2 separate regions of the Mus musculus genome follow, and region 2 is linked to region 1. Evidence: chromatin loops called from intact Hi-C (ENCODE). Cell type or tissue: heart. All regions are shown on one strand. Links, peaks and the distances in the headings refer to the core of each region. The heading gives the core; the rest is flanking DNA.

Region 1 (8,333 bases), core at 287-8,286:
TTTAGGAGCTGAGGTGTGAATTTAGACCTTCAAAGCTGGGGTGTGTGTGTGTGTGTGTGTGTGTGTGTGTGTGGGTCATTCCAAAGGGCAGAACATGGCTTTCCGGGAAGGCGTTGATGCCTCCTTCTGGGCATATGCATAGGACCAGCTAATGGTCTGTTCACCTTGCAGAGGCCAGAGCTGGCATGTGCCTTTAGAGTAGACACGTATAGCTCTGCGTCACTGAAGATGCCCCACAGAGAAGAATCTGTGCACGCCACATGCATGCTCTTGCGATGACCATCATCTGTCACTAGGAGTGCCTAGAGGGGAAGCCTGCCTGGGAATCACTCCAAGGGGTGAAGTGGAAGGCAGGGTCCTACCAGCCTCACCCATGTGTATGTAACACATCACTTCCATCCAAGGGGGAGGGCATGTATCCAGCAGCAGCAAGTCATAGCTCCAACTCCCTGTGCTGTGGTGAAGATTTAAAAAAAAAAAAGATCTCATTTTCTAAGTCGTTCCTGATGCTTTGGAAGTTATCAGAGGAGGTGGAGGAGGTAGCTCACTAGGTAGCATGCTCACTTACCACACATGAGTCCTTAGCTCAATCCCTAGGACGTCACAATCCAGGCACAGTGGCCTATGACTGTGGTCACAGCACCTTCAGCATGGAGGCAGGAGGATCAGAAATGCAAGAAATGCTATCCTTGGTTACATAATAAGTTTGAAGCCAGCCTGAGCTATATGGACCCTGTCTCAAAAACAGGACTGGAGAGATAGCTCGGTGCTTAAGAGCACTTACTGCTCTTACAGAGGACCCAGATTTAGTTCCCAGCGTCCACATGGTGGTTCACAACCCTTTGTAACTACAGTTCCAAGGGATTTGAACCCTCTTCTGGCTTCTGCAGTCACCGGACACACAGGTACATGCACTCACACACATAAAATAAAATAATATAAAATAAGATAAAATAAAATAAGCAAATATAAAGCATACGTTAAAAATAAACAAAGAAGCTGGGCATGGTGGCGCATGCCTTTAATCCCAGCCCTTGAGAGGCAGAGGCAGGCGGATTTCTGAGTTTGAGGCCAACCTGATCTACAGAGTGAGTTCCAGGACAGCCAGGGCTATACAGAGAAACCCTGTCTCGAAAAACCAAAAATAAATAAGTAAGCAAACAAACAAACAAAGAAAAGAAAAGGGGTGGGGGCATGCAGCTGGAGAGATAGCTCAACAGTTAAGAGCACTTTCTGCTCTTGCAGATGATCCAACATCCACTTGGCAGCTCACAACTATTTGTAACTCCAGTTCCAAGGGATCCAATAGCCTCTTCTAGCTTCTATGGGCACCAGGCCTGCACATGGCACACACACACACACACACACACACACACACACACACACACACACACACACACACACAGGCAAACACTCATGTACATAAAATAGAAACAAATCTTTACAACCAAAGGAAGAGACAAAACCCCACCAAACCCATCACAGGAGCAATAGGAGCTCAGTTGCCATAGTCACTGCCCTGGCCTGTTTTCTCAGAGGTAAAGACTAAGACTAGCCTGGTGATTGAAAGTAAGATATGGGAGAGGAGATAAGAGCCTGGGAGCGGATGAAGAGACCACAAGGGACCATATTAAAAATATATATATACAGCATAAGGAGGGCAGGAGAGAAGGCTCAGGGATGTAGAGCAAATACCACTCTTGCAGAGTTCATTCAACTTCCAGCATCAACAACCAAGGGCTTATAACTTTAACTCCAATGTTGGGGGATCTGATGCCCTCTACTGGACCCCAAAGGCAATGCACTCACATGCACATACCACATACCCATCATTGAAACTAAATGTTTAGAGCCGGACGTGGTGGCACATGCCTTTAATCCCAGCACTCGGGAGGCAGAGGCAGGTGGATTTCTAAGTTCGAGGCCAGCCTGGTCTACAGAGTGAGTTCCAGGACAGCCAAGGCTATACAGAGAAACCTTGTCTTGAAAAACCAAAAAAAAAAAAAAAAAAAAAAAAAAAAAAAAAAAGAAAGAAAGAAAATAAATGTTTAAAAACAACAACAACAACAAAAACAAAAAGAAACCTGCAGAAGTCTGGCTTAGTGTACATACCTGTAATCCTATACCAGGAGACTGAAAATCTATTTGATTTCCATGTGCAGGAGAATTGTCATAAGATCAAGGTCACATGGTGAGATTATGTTTCAAACACACAGACAAACAAACCCGAGAAAGCCCCTCCTATCTCAGAGATCACTCTGGGAACAAAAGTAGCCCCTCTTCTAACCCATCTGTCAGGTTTGCAGTGGGAGATTAACCCCATCTTTTCTGTATGTGTGTGTGCACGTGTTCACGTGGATGTGCAAATGTGTGTAAAGGCTGCAGGCTAACATTGGGTCTCTTCCTTGGCTGTTCTTCCCCTTATTTTGTGAGGCATGCTCTCTCAGAACTTGGCACTCACCAATCCATAGCTAGAAAACCCCAAGGATCCTCATGTGTCCATACCCCAGCAGTTCTGGGATTACACAGACACACTGCTGCATCAGACGTTTTAGGTGGGTGCTGGCGGTCTGGGCGGGGCTTGTTTAGCATGCGCTTCACTGATTGGCCCATCTCCACAGCCAGTATTTATTTATAAGTAGGCTATCTAGCCCAGGCTTCAGACTTACTATGCAGCTGAAATTGGCCTTGAATTTATGCCGCTCCTGCCTCTGTCTCCACCGTGTGGGGGTTACAGGTATATGCCCCCATGTCTGGTTTACACGGTGGTAGGGCTTGAACTCAGGGCTTTGTGTTTGACACTGACAGTTTGGCAGAGAGGCCTGGGCAAAAGGGCATTATTTACCAACCCTACCAGCTTGCAAAGGTGATTTCCTTTTCTAAAGAACTTCAAGTAGATTTTTATGGATTTCAAATATTGCTTATAACAAGGCAGGTCAGACGTTTATTTTTTTTAGGCAAACATGTCTGTGGGCATTCACAGCACTTAGCCCTGTCCCCATGGCCACAGTCCCCTGCAGCGGGTGTGAACAGGTGACCTTCCCAAAGCCACTGTTCAGCTGCCCAACAGCATCTGACAGGTCCAAACAACACGCGTGAGGTCCCTTCTCCTCTCAGTCATATGTATCGGGATGCACTGAGCCCCCAGAACAAATGGCTGTGGCATGGGATGCCAGAGTGGCTCTGATAAGCCACGCAAGGCTGCAACTTCAAAGAGACAGGGAGTAGAAGCAAGTAGCAGTGGAGGCAGGGAGACTGTCTAGAAAGAGCACAGGCTGAAAATCTGGCTCAAATCGGAGAGCCAGACTCTGAAAGTCATGTTCGCAGGGACATTAGCTGACGGTGAGGCCCAATTTCTCTCTGTAGCCCTTTCTGCTAATGGCCTCTTCCTTTCTTGTGGTCCTGCCCTGATACCATGACCCCGTCCTGGATGCTTCCTTCAGTGGGAGCCAGGGGGTTAGTACAATTGTGGCAGGAAGACTCACATATAACAAAGAGGAGAATGCCATGTAGGAGAGGGAGCAAGCCAGCCTGGCAGAGTGGAGACTGGCTTCGCTGGCCTGCTCCCTCTCCTAAATGACACCTTCTTTGTTAGGTAAGAGCCTTCATGCCTTTACCCTTCCACCCCATGGCTCCTGTTGAAGACAGCATTTTAAAGAGGGTCTTGGTGAAGCTAAACGGATTACAGGAAAGGAGTCTGTTAGCAGAAAAAGACTATGAGATTGGAGAGGGGAATAGGGAAGAGGCGCTTTACAGTGTGAGACAAGCATTCTGGGGTGAGGGGATCCCAAATGTACTGGCTTTCCCTTAAGTGGGTCACTTCCCCTAAAGCTTTGTCTTTGCCCTGTGCAAAATGAAGGCATTAAATCCATCCCGCCACCTCTGCCCTTAAGCGTGTTTCTAAATCTACCTCCATGCCATCAGCCACGGACCCCGCTGACCAGCAGGGGGCGCTCCTGCAGAAGGTTGACCACCCTTGCCCTAGGCAACTGTTGCTCTCAGCTTCTTGCAGGGTTGTCAGAACAGAAAAGGTACTCCCCCCACTTCCTGTCCCTCCCAGTCCACTCGGGCCACTTTTCTTCTCAAGCTCTCCCTTTCAATTGTGTGTTTTGGAATTAGCTTGCTAGGAAATTACTGACTCTAGGTCCTTGGGGGAAGTCATTTTGTTTCTCTGTGCCTCAGTTTCCCCACGCACCAAGGAAGTATGAGTGAGAGACTTTCACCCAGAGAGGAGGTAGCAATGCTGCTGCTTCATAATCATTTTCCTCATCAGGGCGAAAGCGGCTGCTTCTACTTCCCACAGGGACGAGCCAGAGCCTGCCGAGACTGTCAGAGTACCAGCTGGTCTATATTATTTTATTTTAGTTATTTTATGTAAAGGATGAAGTGATTCTAGTACTGTGAGTGATACTCAAAACGTTGGAAGTAATAGGGTTTTGAACACACAAGGGTCACGTTGGAAAGCGGTTTCATTAGTCCTTAAATTTCTCCCCCATCTTTTCTAAGGGCGGCGAACTGGGGAGATGAGTCTATTTAATGAGTGGGGAAACTGAGATCCCAGAAGGATCCATTGTTGGAGTTTATGCCAGTTTCTCTCCGTAATCCAGGCTCCATCCCGTTGGAGTCAGCGACTCCTATTGGAGACATGCGGGATTACAGCGATGTCTGTGGACACTGGTAGGTTGGTTTTCAGTAACCCAGATGGAGAGTCTCACCTTCTGTTGCGTTTCAAGCACTTCTGTGGCAAAGTGCTTGTCCCCGTGGATAAAGCAAGGAAAAGAAGGACCAGAAAAATCATTGCAAAATCCAGGTCAAAACACAACAGCATCTCAGTATAGCCCTATACAACCTCCCCGGGACAACGGGTAAACGGTCCCATCATCTTATTTAGCAGGTTCTTCTCTTTACTGTAGCGGGTAAACACATTCTCTGACACTAGTTCCATGGGTTCTAGGTTTCTGGGTCTAGGCCAACAAACAAGCCAACCTGAGCCTCAGTTTCTTGTGTGTAAAATGTGAGGATTAAATAAGTTAATACTAGCTAGGCTGTGGTGGCACACACCTTTAATCCCAGCACTCAGGAGGCAGAGGCAGGGGGATCTCTGAGTTCGAGGCCAGCCTGGTCTACAGAGTGAGTTCCAGAACAGCCAGGGCTACACAGAGAAACCCTGTCTCAAAAGGAAAAAAAAAGTTAATATATCTAACACATTACTCTTATATAGAAATTAGTTTATCCTTATATAGAAATGCCAGCTGCCATTAAGTATTTGTTAATTATTAATTAATTAATTAACTAATCAATTAATTAAGCTTCTTAACTGACTGTAATCCATAAAAGACAATCATGGACTTAACCTCCTCTGACTCACACTGCTCAGCAGGAGATTTTTTTTTTTAAGATTTATTTATTGATTATATGTAAGTACACTGTAGCTGTCTTCAGACACTCCAGAAGAGGGAGTCAGATCTCATTATGGATGGTTGTGAGCCACCATGTGGTTGCTGGGATTTGAACTCTGGACCTTCGGAAGAGCAGTCGGGTGCTCTTACCCACTGAGCCATCTCACCAGCCCCCCCCCCCGGAGATTTTTGACTAAGGAAACATTGTTAAAACATATATGCTGAATGCTCTCTTGTCTTTCTTTCTTTTCTTTTCTTTTTTTCTCTCTTTTTTTTTCTTTTTTCTTTTTTGGTTTCTCGAGACAGGGTTTCTCTGTATAGCCCTGGCTGTCCTGGAACTCACTCTGTAGACCAGGTTGGCCTCAAACTCAGAGATCCCCCTGCCTCTGCCTCCCGAGTGCTGGGATTAAAGGCGTGCGCCACCATGCCCGGCTTTCCTTCCTTCCTTCCTTCCTTCCTTCCTTCCTTCCTTCCTTCCTTCCTTCCTTTTTTTTTTTTTTTTTTTAATTTTGAGACAAGGTCTCACTATATCACCCTGGCTATCCTGGAACTCACTGTGTAGACCAGGTTGGCCTTGAACAAAATGTGATCTTCCTCCACCTCCCCAGTGCTGGACTTAAAGGCATGCATACCACCCTCCCCCACCCCCAGCTCGACATTCTTTCTTAAACAATACAGTATAACAACTATGTACATGATGGTCACACCTTACCATTGTAAATGTTACAAATTATACATAAGCACACAAAGTATCAAATTTATATATACAATGTTTAAAATTATACACCATAAAATTACAGAAATGTACTATTTTTCAGACAGGTTCTATTGTAGCCCTGGCTGTCCTGTAATTCACTATGTAGCCCAGGCTGGTCTCAAACACAGAAATCAGCCTGCCTCTGCCTCCTAAGTGCTAGGATTACAGGTGTGCATAGGCCCACCTGGCATGTGTGTGTGTGTGTGTGTGTGTGTGTGTGTGTGTGTGTGTGTGAATGTGTGTTCTAGGTTTACTGTTTCCCAGTCTTAGCTTATTCCCAGTGGAAAGAAAGAAGTCTCGCTAGCCCCTTGATGTCCCGACTCTAAGTGTAGGAAGAAGTACTGAGCCATCTACCAGCCGGGGTAGTTGACAACACTTCTTGCAAATGTACTTGCACCTGCAGTTATAACAATGTGATAGTATGTCCTAGAAGAAATGGTCTTAGTGGCAAGCAGGACGGAAGTGCATTGCTCCAGGGACTTTCTGAGCATCCACATGGGACCTCTTCCTCTCACCTGTCCTTTGCAGAGAGGACACCTGTGTGCAGAGTTGCATGTTTTTGGTGGTGTTTCTGGTACATTCTGGCCCCATTCTTCTGTTTTCCTAGGTGGTTGGTGTCCTTGCCTTTCTCCTCCTCGCCTTTCCTTCAGTTTTCTTTCCTTCTGTGGGCAGAGTCGGAGACAGTGCCCTGCATGAAGAATCTCCGCTAGGGTGAAGGACAGATGGCCCCCAGTGCATGCAGTCTGTCCAGGCATCCTGCTGGGCTCTGACACTTCTGATAGTGACTACCAGGGATGGGGTGTGGCACTCATCTACAGTGGGCACAGTAGCCAGGCAGAGACCAAACATATATATCACTTGTCACATAGGAATCCACTGGCAACCATGGAGCAGATTCTCTGACACTGGGATTTTACCTGGGGGTCACTTCTTACCTCCACGTGTGTCCCTGAGGACAGAACTGGCCTGCAGAGAATGTTCTCACTGTGTCAGAAGAAAGGGCTCAACCTCTGGCTCATGTCATGAGGACCTCCCCTCTCTCCTTTTCTTTTTTGAGACAGGGTCTCACTGTATATAGCTCTGGTTTTGCCTGGAACTCCGTATGCAAACCAGGCTGGCCACAGACTCACTGAGATTTGCCTGCCTCTGCCTTCTGAGTTCTGGGATTAAGGTCAGCACAATTATGCCTGGCTAGGGCAGAATTTCTAACCATTCATAAGTCAAACTTGACAGCTCAGGATCATTCATTCATTCATTCATTCATTCATGTTTTTTTTTTTGTTGTTGTTGTTTTTGCTTTTTGAGACAGGGTTTCTCTGTATAGCCCTGGCTGTCCTGGAACTCATTCTGTAGACCAGGCTGGCCTCGAACTCAGAAATCTGCCTGCCTCTGCCTCCCAAGTGCTGGGATTAAAGGCGTGCGCCACCACTGCCCGGTTCATTCATTCATTTTAACCCAGTGGTTCTCAACCTTGCTAATGCTGCAACCCTTTAATACAGTTCCTCATGGTGACCCCAACCAAAAAAATTATTTCATTATTTCTGCATATCTGTAATTTTGCTATTGTTATGAGTCATAATGTATAAATATCTGATATGTGACTCCCCAATGGGTCACAACCCACAGCGTGAGAACCACTGTTCTAATACGTATAGATCCCTTAACTTGAAGCCAAAGTGCATACCCTCCTTGACAGGAGCTGTGGGTATGAATGAAGTAGGAGGAACCTGAAGGTGCAACTTGGTGGTAGGGTGCTTGTCTAGGTGCTTGTATGTGAGGCCCTGGGTTTGATCTCTAGCATTGAGGGAGGGAGGGAGGGAGGGAGGAAGGGAGGAAGGGAGGAAGGGAGGAAGGGAGGAAGGGAGGAAGGGAGGAAGGGAGGAAGGGAGGGAGGGAGGGAGGGAGGAAGGAAGGGAGGAAGGAAGGAAGGGAGGAAGGAAGGAAGGAAGGAAGGAAGGAAGGAAGGAAGGAAGGAAGGAAGGAAGGAAGGAAGGGAGGGAAAAGCAACAAGGCACAAGGCTTTCAGCTTAGTGAGAATACTAAACATCTGAACTCGAGGGTGCCATGCACCTTGCATGGGTGGTAACTGGTATAATGTATCAATAAAGTTTCTCAAGTCAAAGTGACAAGCAAGCCAAGGCTGGGATCGGTCAAGGCTTCCAGGAGAAAGCCCCGTC
Region 2 (8,333 bases), core at 96-8,095, 60 kb after region 1:
GTCAGAGCAAAACCAGAGGTGGCCAGGCCATGTCTCTCAGGCTTAGGAGGGGGCTGATGAAAGCTATTGTTTAAAGCAGACCTGATCCAGAGGTGACCTGTTTATCTGTGACAAGCTCTTCGAGTCAATAAGGCAGGACGATGATCCAGCAGCTGCCTGGAGGGTGGCATGTGACTGTAGTCTGGTCCTCCTCTGTCTTCAGTCATCGTGGGCCAGGTTAAGCTCTCTGCAGCTCAATGCTTCTGTGTAGACAAGCGGGTGGTGATGCTGGTTGTGCCTCCCAGCAGGGGATGAGGGCACACAATGAGAAGTCTGTGAGAATGTTCACGGAAGATGGCTCTCCTCCTGTGGGCTGATTTTTATTTATTTATTAATTATTATTATTATTATTATTATTATATTTTATTTTTTATTTTTGCAGTGCCAGAGCAGAGCCAGAGCATTGTCACATGGACAGTTTTAAATTACCTAAGAGTCAATTTTCAAATAATTCAGTTTCTGGAATATAGAGCCATGGAAATTACTTGGGTGGATGAGTAAAATCCATTCACGGTGACTTTGTTTTTGTGATACTAGGGATTCTAGGCAGATAGTCTCTACCACTGTGCTACAACCCTATGCTGGTGGACAGATGTTTAATGAGCACCTGCCTCTTATTAGGCTGACCCAAGCAGGGACAAAAGACACATCTGCCCTGAGGATGGTGGACACTTGTTCTGAGTGCCAAGAGGAAGCACAAGGTACCATGGGAAACAGCAGGGTTGGTGAGGATCCACAGCCTAAGTTTCAAAGGTGCTCTCCAGGGGAGGTGAAGGCACAGCTGGAGCTCAAAGAGGAAGTGGGAATTGATCTGGCCTAAGATAGAGGGAACGGAGTTAGAGGCACAGGGAATAGTAGATGCAAAGGGCCGAAGACAGAGGCCCTTGTGGGGAGAGCTGTGATGACCACAGTTGGCAGGAGTGACCACATGGCCAGGGATGAGGCTAATGAGGTGGGCTCATGCATGACAGGAGGAAGACATAGTCCTGTGGTCTGGAGCTATCAAAAGGCTCGCTGTGTAACACTACAACTGGGCTTTGGAACGGTTTCCTGAGAAACACAAGATTTGTAGAAAACAGAGGGAGGAGAAGGTGCTGATGGCTTGACAAGATAACAGAATCATCCTATGTGGTCTGATGGAGACAGCCAGAGATATAAACTCGAGTGGTTTCAGAAGTAAAGAGAACACATCGGAGGTAAAATGAACGGCAGACCAGATTGACTGGCTGATTTTTGAGATAAGATCTCACTATGTAGTCATGGCTAATCTTAAACTCACAGAGATCTGCCTGCCTCTGCCTCCTGAATGTGTACTGGGATAAAAGCATGCCTGGCCAGAAATCTTTTTTTGTTTCTTCAAAAAAGGATCTCCCTGTATGGTTCAAACTGGAGCAAACTTATGTTCCTTCTGCTGCTGCCACCTAAATTGTGTGCATATAGGCATGCATAATTATACCCCAAGTTTGCCACCTCACAAACGAGAACAAATAGGCCAAGTGTCAAGGGGTGTTTGAAATCCGGCAATTAGAGAGCTGTGAGTTTCCAAAGACTCAAACAGAAGAAGTTCTGAAAGTATGAAAGCCACACCATCCTGTCTGAGGCCCAACACCCTCCAGAAGTCTCCAGGTTACAAGGTGGACACTTTTCCTGACTGTAGCTTCACCAACTCTCCCACCCCCACTGCCTGGCAACCTCAGCCTTCTCTGCTTTGGAAACCCTCTGCTTTAGCCAAAGGGACTCTCACAGACCATCACCTGAGCTGGCCTTCCCTACTTTACCTCTCCACTTGCTGAGATTCCCTGGCCTGCCTCCCCGTGACACATTGTCCGTGCACTTTAAGGTCCTGCTGAAATCTCATCCCTCTGGACAGCCTCTTGGTTTGAGACCACCTCTTCCTTATCAGCATCTTAACCTTTCCCTTTGTGGTCCTGGATGTTAAGTCTAGGGCCCACGCCTGCCAGGCAGGTGCTCTGCCACGGAGCTGCCTCCTCAGCTTTTCCCCCATGGCAGATTTAGGTGCTATTATGCATCACTAGGTTTTCATAAGCCCTGATCCTTATCACCCTGACCAGATCAAGTCTCTCAGGTCAAGTATCTATTTTACCACCACTTAAAAGTATAGTGTCTTAAGCCAGATGTGGTGACTCATACCTTTAATCCCCAGCATATAGGAGACTGAGGCAGGAGGATAGCAAATTTGAGGCCATCTTGGGCACTGTGACACTGTCTCAATGCACTTCCTAACCCCACTTAAAAAGGATGCAGCAGTTTAAACAACACCCATTCCACTGCATCCCTTAGTGTCATGGGACAGGGACTTGGGTATATGCCTGCAGGGCCTCTATGGCTTTAAGCCACATGCTGGCAGTCCTCCAGCAGTGGCCATGACTAACTCCATTTGATATTATTACTTTCTAAGGCCAACTGACTTTTGCAGTCAATCTCCTTTGCTACCTATGACCAATGTGATGACTTCATGAGCTACCGGGTCAGTCTCAAGTTGTCAGGTGAGAGCCAAGTGTTCCTTTCATGAACAGGACTTCTATTCCAGAGCCACCCTATCCATCCTTTCCCACCCCCCCTGCCTCTACCAACTGGTTTCAGTGTGTGGGAGCCAGGGTGCAGTAAACACTGGGGAAAAAAAACACATTCTAGGAATGCAGGAGATGCTATATTGCTGCACACTAAGCCTACAAAATTCCTAACTTGATTTCTTTCACATTTTTTTTGTGAATGTTTGCTGTAGCATATTTTAGATGGTCCACTTGGACAAACAGCTGGGAGGGCTGGAGAGATATCTGAGCAGTTAATATCACTTGCTGCTCACCTAGAGGACCCGAGTTCAGTTTCCAGCACCCAGCTGAGTTCCATCTGCACTCAAGAGCACATAGCTACACATAGACACATAGAAAAAGGAAACACAGAGGACACACCTTCGAGTGTATCTGTTAGGGTATTTCCAGAAAGGGCTGGCTAAAGGGAGAATACTCACTGGGTGTCACTATCCCATGGGTTCCATCCCTGACTAAATAAGACAGAAAAGGAGAAAGCCAATAGAATGCCAGTCTTCTCCTTTCTGTGGTCTGGTCTGCTGTGATGTAGTGAATTGTTGCCTACAGTCTCAGCACCGTGAAGTGGCCTGCCACCATGACTTTGCTGTCATGGTGGGTGGTATCTTCTCACACTGTGAGCCAAAAGAAACTCTTTCTCTCCTAAGGAGCTTCTCTTCAGGCCCAAGTCACAGTGAGGAGAGAAGCCACCAGCGGATGCTGTTACACAGTACAGGCAATACCTTCACTAGCAAAGCACAGTAATGGTTTGGGTCAGTAATCCCCAGCAGTGGGAAGTGTGCACAGCATCCTGGGTGCCAACGCAGTCAGCACTAGCAAATGGCACAAGGAATTGGAAAGGCAGGGAAAGTTACTGAGACTGATGCATTCAGGCCCTGAAGACCTGTGGCATTATAAATAATAACAGCTTTGTTTTCTTTTGTTTTTCATGGTGGTCAGAAATAGCACATTCAAAAATAAAGGACAAGAACAGGTATAGTTACTGGGCCCACAGTGGATAGTATAAGGAATCTTTGCTGTATTTATTACAAAAAAAGGGAATATTATAAAAATGAATACCATCCATCCTGGCAGCAAAGTCATGGTGGCAGGCAGCTTCATGGTGCTGGGAATGGAGGCAGCTACTCACTGCACCTCAGCTGAGCAGAAAACAAAGGAGAAGACTGGCACTTTCCCCCTATTACTTATTTTTTTCCTGTTCTTATAAATCTGTAATATAATTTAAAATCAAAATGCCTATAGAGCAAAGACCCACAAAGATTTGACCTGGGACCTCACACAAGTCAGAGACAATTCTACTGAGACACACACAAGCACACATATACATACTTCCCTGTGCATCCCTCACCAGCAAAGTACTAAAAAACTAAGGATACAGCCTTTTATCTATGCCCCGCCCCCACGCTACTCAACCTTAGCTAAAGTGCACCATTCCCACAAACCCTCTATCGGTTCTTGAAGGCCCCCCATGCTTTCTTGATCCATGAACCCCTACTGCTCTTCTCCAGGCAAATGGTCCTTAGTCATACCCTAAATGTTGATTGTTAATTCAGCTTTAAAATAAGGACTTTCTCAATAGACAGCGAAACACCAGGAATGTGTTTTACCTGGGTTCCTATCCTACATATCTGTGCATGGTGCATAGTAGATGTTCAATAAATGGGAGTGGAACTGGGAAATGTAATGTTAGGGAAAGAATGAATATGGGCGGGCAGTCTCTTGGGACATAAAACTGGGAGGGATGCAGGATACAGGAAAATCCAAGCTTCAGCTCACCAAAGGAAGAGGAACAACTCCTCCCTTGGGAGGAACTGTAGATAAGAACCTAGATGGATGGAAATGAGATGGGCCTAGGTGAAGACAAGTGTTTGAACCTTTCCAAGTCCTAATCCAAATGTCACCCGCCCTTCATGTCTTTAAAAACAATTTCCTATTGACCACAACACCAGCCCAGCTCATTATCTTTGTATTTATTTGGATGTTCTACCATTATCTTTGTACTTATTTGGAATGTTTATTTGTATACAGATCGTAGTTCCTTCTCTAGTCCAACCTCTTGAAGAACAGGGAAATTTTGGTTGTTCCACGTCATATGCTAACCACTCACTCACTGTGGGTTTACTAAAAATGAGCCGGAGATGGGAAGACTAGTGGGCGGACTAGTTCGAGGCAGGAAAAGCACGCGTCGTGAGGAAGTGAGATTCCCCAGACCTGTAATTACACACTCCAAGGAGAAGCCAAGCCCGACCGCGGGGCGGAGAGCGACGTAGAGAGTCGCCGGCGACTTCTCGGGGGAGGCTCTGACGTCAGTGCCTCGCGACCGTCCTCTCCGCTACCTGATTCAATCCCGGAGCTGGACTTTAGCAAAAAACTCACCCCCGCCGCTCTCCGCGAGCTCCGGCCCGGAGCCACACCCATCCCTCGCGTCCCGCTTTCCTTCCGCGCAACCCCGTCTCCGACCTCACAACCACCACGGGACAGGCACACTCGCGGGCGCCCTACTCAGCAGGGCGGGCCCTGAGACCGGAAGCCGGAAGTGGGGTTGTGAGGACGTGTTCCGAGGAAGCCGCAGGCCGGCTAGGCCGGCGTCATGGAGCCCCTATACCAACAAACGAACAAGTGAGGGCTGCGTCGGGGAGCGGGCTGGGCTCCGCCCGGGCTGCGGCCCCTAGGGCTCGGGGCTCTGGGGACTGTCATTGTGGAGGTTTCCGCTCGGGCTGCTCCGCATCTCTTAGCCCCTGGTGCGATGCTCTTAGCCGAAGGGGATCGAGCCGGGGCGCGAAGGCTTGGGCCCGGTAGCTCTTGGCCGCAAGCCGTGACTGCCTATTGGCAAGGGAAAGCAGCGCCCCTAGGTTACAGCACTTGATCCAGCACCTGCCAGCTTAGTCCTCCGGGTTGGTAGAGCTTAGAGAACAGAGAAAACTGTTGCCGAGGCTTGTGTCTATGAATCTATTGCTTAAGTGGGAGTGTCAGGGGTTGTACGAAAGAAGTATTTTGTGTACTTGATTGGACATTTAAAGAACTTATTTTTGTGACACAAAGACGGGCAGGTAACTAGTGACTATTTTTGTGAGTCATATCTGATTACAAGTTAGCCTTAAGGAAATTGAAATTGAGTCTTAGATTAGCTTTTCATAACTAAGTTTCCTTGGTGGGTCCTTTTTTTTTTTTTTTTTTTTTTTTTTCCATACCGTCCTTTGTTTTGGGAACTTGCAGTGTTATGCAGCTAGACACCATGAGGGGCCACATACCTATGTTAGTTTAAGAACTTTCTATTGATTGTATGACAGCACTGAAAAATCTTATTCCTTGGGCCTGAAAAATGACATAAACTAGTCATCCTGCCTCCCCAGGAAACTCATAACAAAAAGAATGGAAATAAGATGGTGGTTATTCTCTTTTTACCTTTTTTTTTTTTAAATTTGTTTATTATATGTAAGTACACTGTAGCTGTCTTCAGACACCTCAGAAGAGGGCATCAGATCTCATTGCAAATGGTTGTGAGCCACCATGTGGTTGCTGGGAATTGAACTCAGGACCTTCGGAAGAGCAGTCAGTGCTCTTAACCTCTGAGCCATCTCTCCAATCCCCCTTTTTACTTTTGTCAACAAAATGTTTGATTTGGGTGGGGGAAAATAAACTACATTGTAATGACAATTTGCATATTATATAATAAGTGTAGGAAGAGATTTTAAAAGACTATCCTGTGAGTCACGTGGAAAAGGAATGAGGCAGAAAATTGCCCTCATTTACTAAGAACGGATCCTTTCCATAGCAAGACACATGGACCTAGCAGAGCGGTGAGTTAATCTGCTAGTTGCTGAATTGACAGAACAGTGTCAGAACATACTCGTCTCACTAGAACTTTGAACTGATTCTGTGATTATCTCTAACTGTGAAGGTACGTTGACATAAAATCGATTATTTAAAGTCATATAGCTGGAAAAGTCCTGAGCACTGAGTGGATGAACAAAACAAAAAAAAAAGAAAGAAAGAAAGACAGGATGTTTTACATTAGCAATATTCTACTAGGATGAGCTTTAAAGAGAATCCAGTAGGCTTCCATTTTGGGTACTCATGTTCATAAAAGATACATTTGTCCCTTGTGTTGTCTAGCTGCCATCCTGGAATTCATCTTTAGATAGTTTGGAGTAAGTAGGTCTCAGACACAAACAGCTCTGGAGTGATCACGCAGGCTTTTCTGGTGGTTTTACTCAGTAGTTAGTTTTAAGAATTATTATCTCAAGATCAGTTTGTCAGCTTGCCTTAGGAGGTAAAGACTAGCTATGGAGGTAGAGTGGAAGACGTGACAATAACCAAGTGCATGTGAAAACTGTGGGCGTGTATGTGTTGTGTGGGTGTGTGTACATTCAAGATGGGATTCTATTACATAGCTGAGGTTAGCCTATAAGTTGTGGTGTAGCTTAGACTGGCCTTGAACTTACAGTCCACCTGCTTCTTTGTCCTGTGTGCTAAGATGACAGGTGAGCACCACTATATCCACTACTTACTAACTTCCTCCCTTCCTTCCCGTCATGTCCCATCCTGTCTGATCCAGTCCCTCCCAACCAATCAACCAACCTCCCTCCCTCTCTTCCTCTGTTCATTCGTCCTTTTCTTTCTTCATCCGTTTGTTTGTTTGAGGTAGAGTCTCACTTTGTAGCCCTGGCTGACCTGGGACTCACTATGAAAACTAGACTGGCCTGGAACTCTTAGAGATCCACCTGCCTCTGTCTCTCGAGCTGTTGGGATTACGGATATACCACCACTCTCATTAGTTTAAAAGCAACGGCAGTTTAACTTGTTACTGTTCTGGGTTACATAGCTTCTTCATATGGCAAAGGGTTCCATAATCTCTCAGATAATTGTTTCCATAGCAGCTCAGTTGGAGACTTGAGACAAGGAGGCACCAAGAAGTAAAATGACTTGCTCATTGTCTGTCAGCTTTTCGTAGTTGAACTAGATTTGCAGCTGAGATCCTTTAACTCCCAAACCCTGTTTCTTGTCCGTGGTGGACAGAGGTAGTGAGCCACAGACTGACTGTGGTGGAGGTAGGCGGGTAGGTTTATGACCTTCGTTTTCACTTGTGTGTGGTCCAGGCTGTTCTCAAATTCAAGATCTCCCTGCTGGGATTATAGACAGTACCACCATTGGGCCCAACAGATTCACTGACTTCTTTAAAGAGCACTTTCGTGTAATAGTCTTCCTACGACATAAGGAAAGCTTTAAAAACAACAACTACAACAACAACAGCAGTGCCTCTTGCTTGCCACGTACTAGCTCTCTGCCTGGCTATATTACCACCCAAGTCCATGATGGACCCCATGCTAGACAGGCCAGAGATGCCTTTTTCTCTCATGCCTACACCACCAAGTCATATTTGGGCATCACCTATCACTTGGCTGTGTAGGTGGTGTCTGGTTCCTAGTTGAATGGAAACAGAGTCTCCAAGTGCCAGATTACTAGCTCCCTCCATGCCTTTCACACCTGCCATGTTGTTTGCTGTCATTTCTTAGAATGGAATGGGATGTAGAGACTGGACTTCCTTTATTGATTATGTCTTTTCTAATTCATTTACATCCAAACAGGACTTACAAATAAAAATCAAATGGGGAAAGCCAGTAATGTTTTTCAGTAATTTCTTAAAAGTTATCCTTTTTAGCTTGGGGTATTACTATTGTGTGTCCTGCCCTTGAGACTCTCAGACTTGAAAAGGACGGACAG

What was found. Hi-C counts contacts between places; a loop is a spot of excess contacts. Peaks named below come from ENCODE experiments on the same cell type or tissue, not always from the same donor. Only the 100,000 strongest peaks of a DNase experiment are listed, where the experiment ranks them.
Region 2: a loop joins it to region 1, with 2.1 times the contacts of the local background. A loop is called at or near these places in 2 of 42 quality-filtered maps.

What each region holds. Positions count from the first base shown.
Region 1 is chr11:103,754,556-103,762,888 of GRCm38, reverse strand. It overlaps a transcript of Wnt9b not described here. Among named protein-coding and RNA genes, the nearest start is that of Wnt9b, 8.9 kb to the right of the region's middle. In heart, for the core only: CTCF peaks have their summits at 2,701, 3,942 (motif pointing right) and 4,632; a DNase peak (open chromatin) is centred at 3,942; H3K27me3 peaks cover 1,860 bases.
Region 2 is chr11:103,694,525-103,702,857 of GRCm38, reverse strand. It overlaps Gosr2 (golgi SNAP receptor complex member 2), which reads left to right and starts at 5,135. Exons shown (of 6, transcript NM_019650.4): 1 at 5,135-5,228. The coding sequence starts at 5,200. It overlaps C130046K22Rik (RIKEN cDNA C130046K22 gene), which reads right to left and starts at 5,134. Exons shown (of 3, transcript NR_102389.1): 1 at 4,986-5,134; 2 at 1-352. In heart, for the core only: a CTCF peak has its summit at 4,810; DNase peaks (open chromatin) are centred at 4,363, 4,977 and 5,137; H3K4me3 peaks cover 1,950 bases; H3K27ac peaks cover 1,497 bases.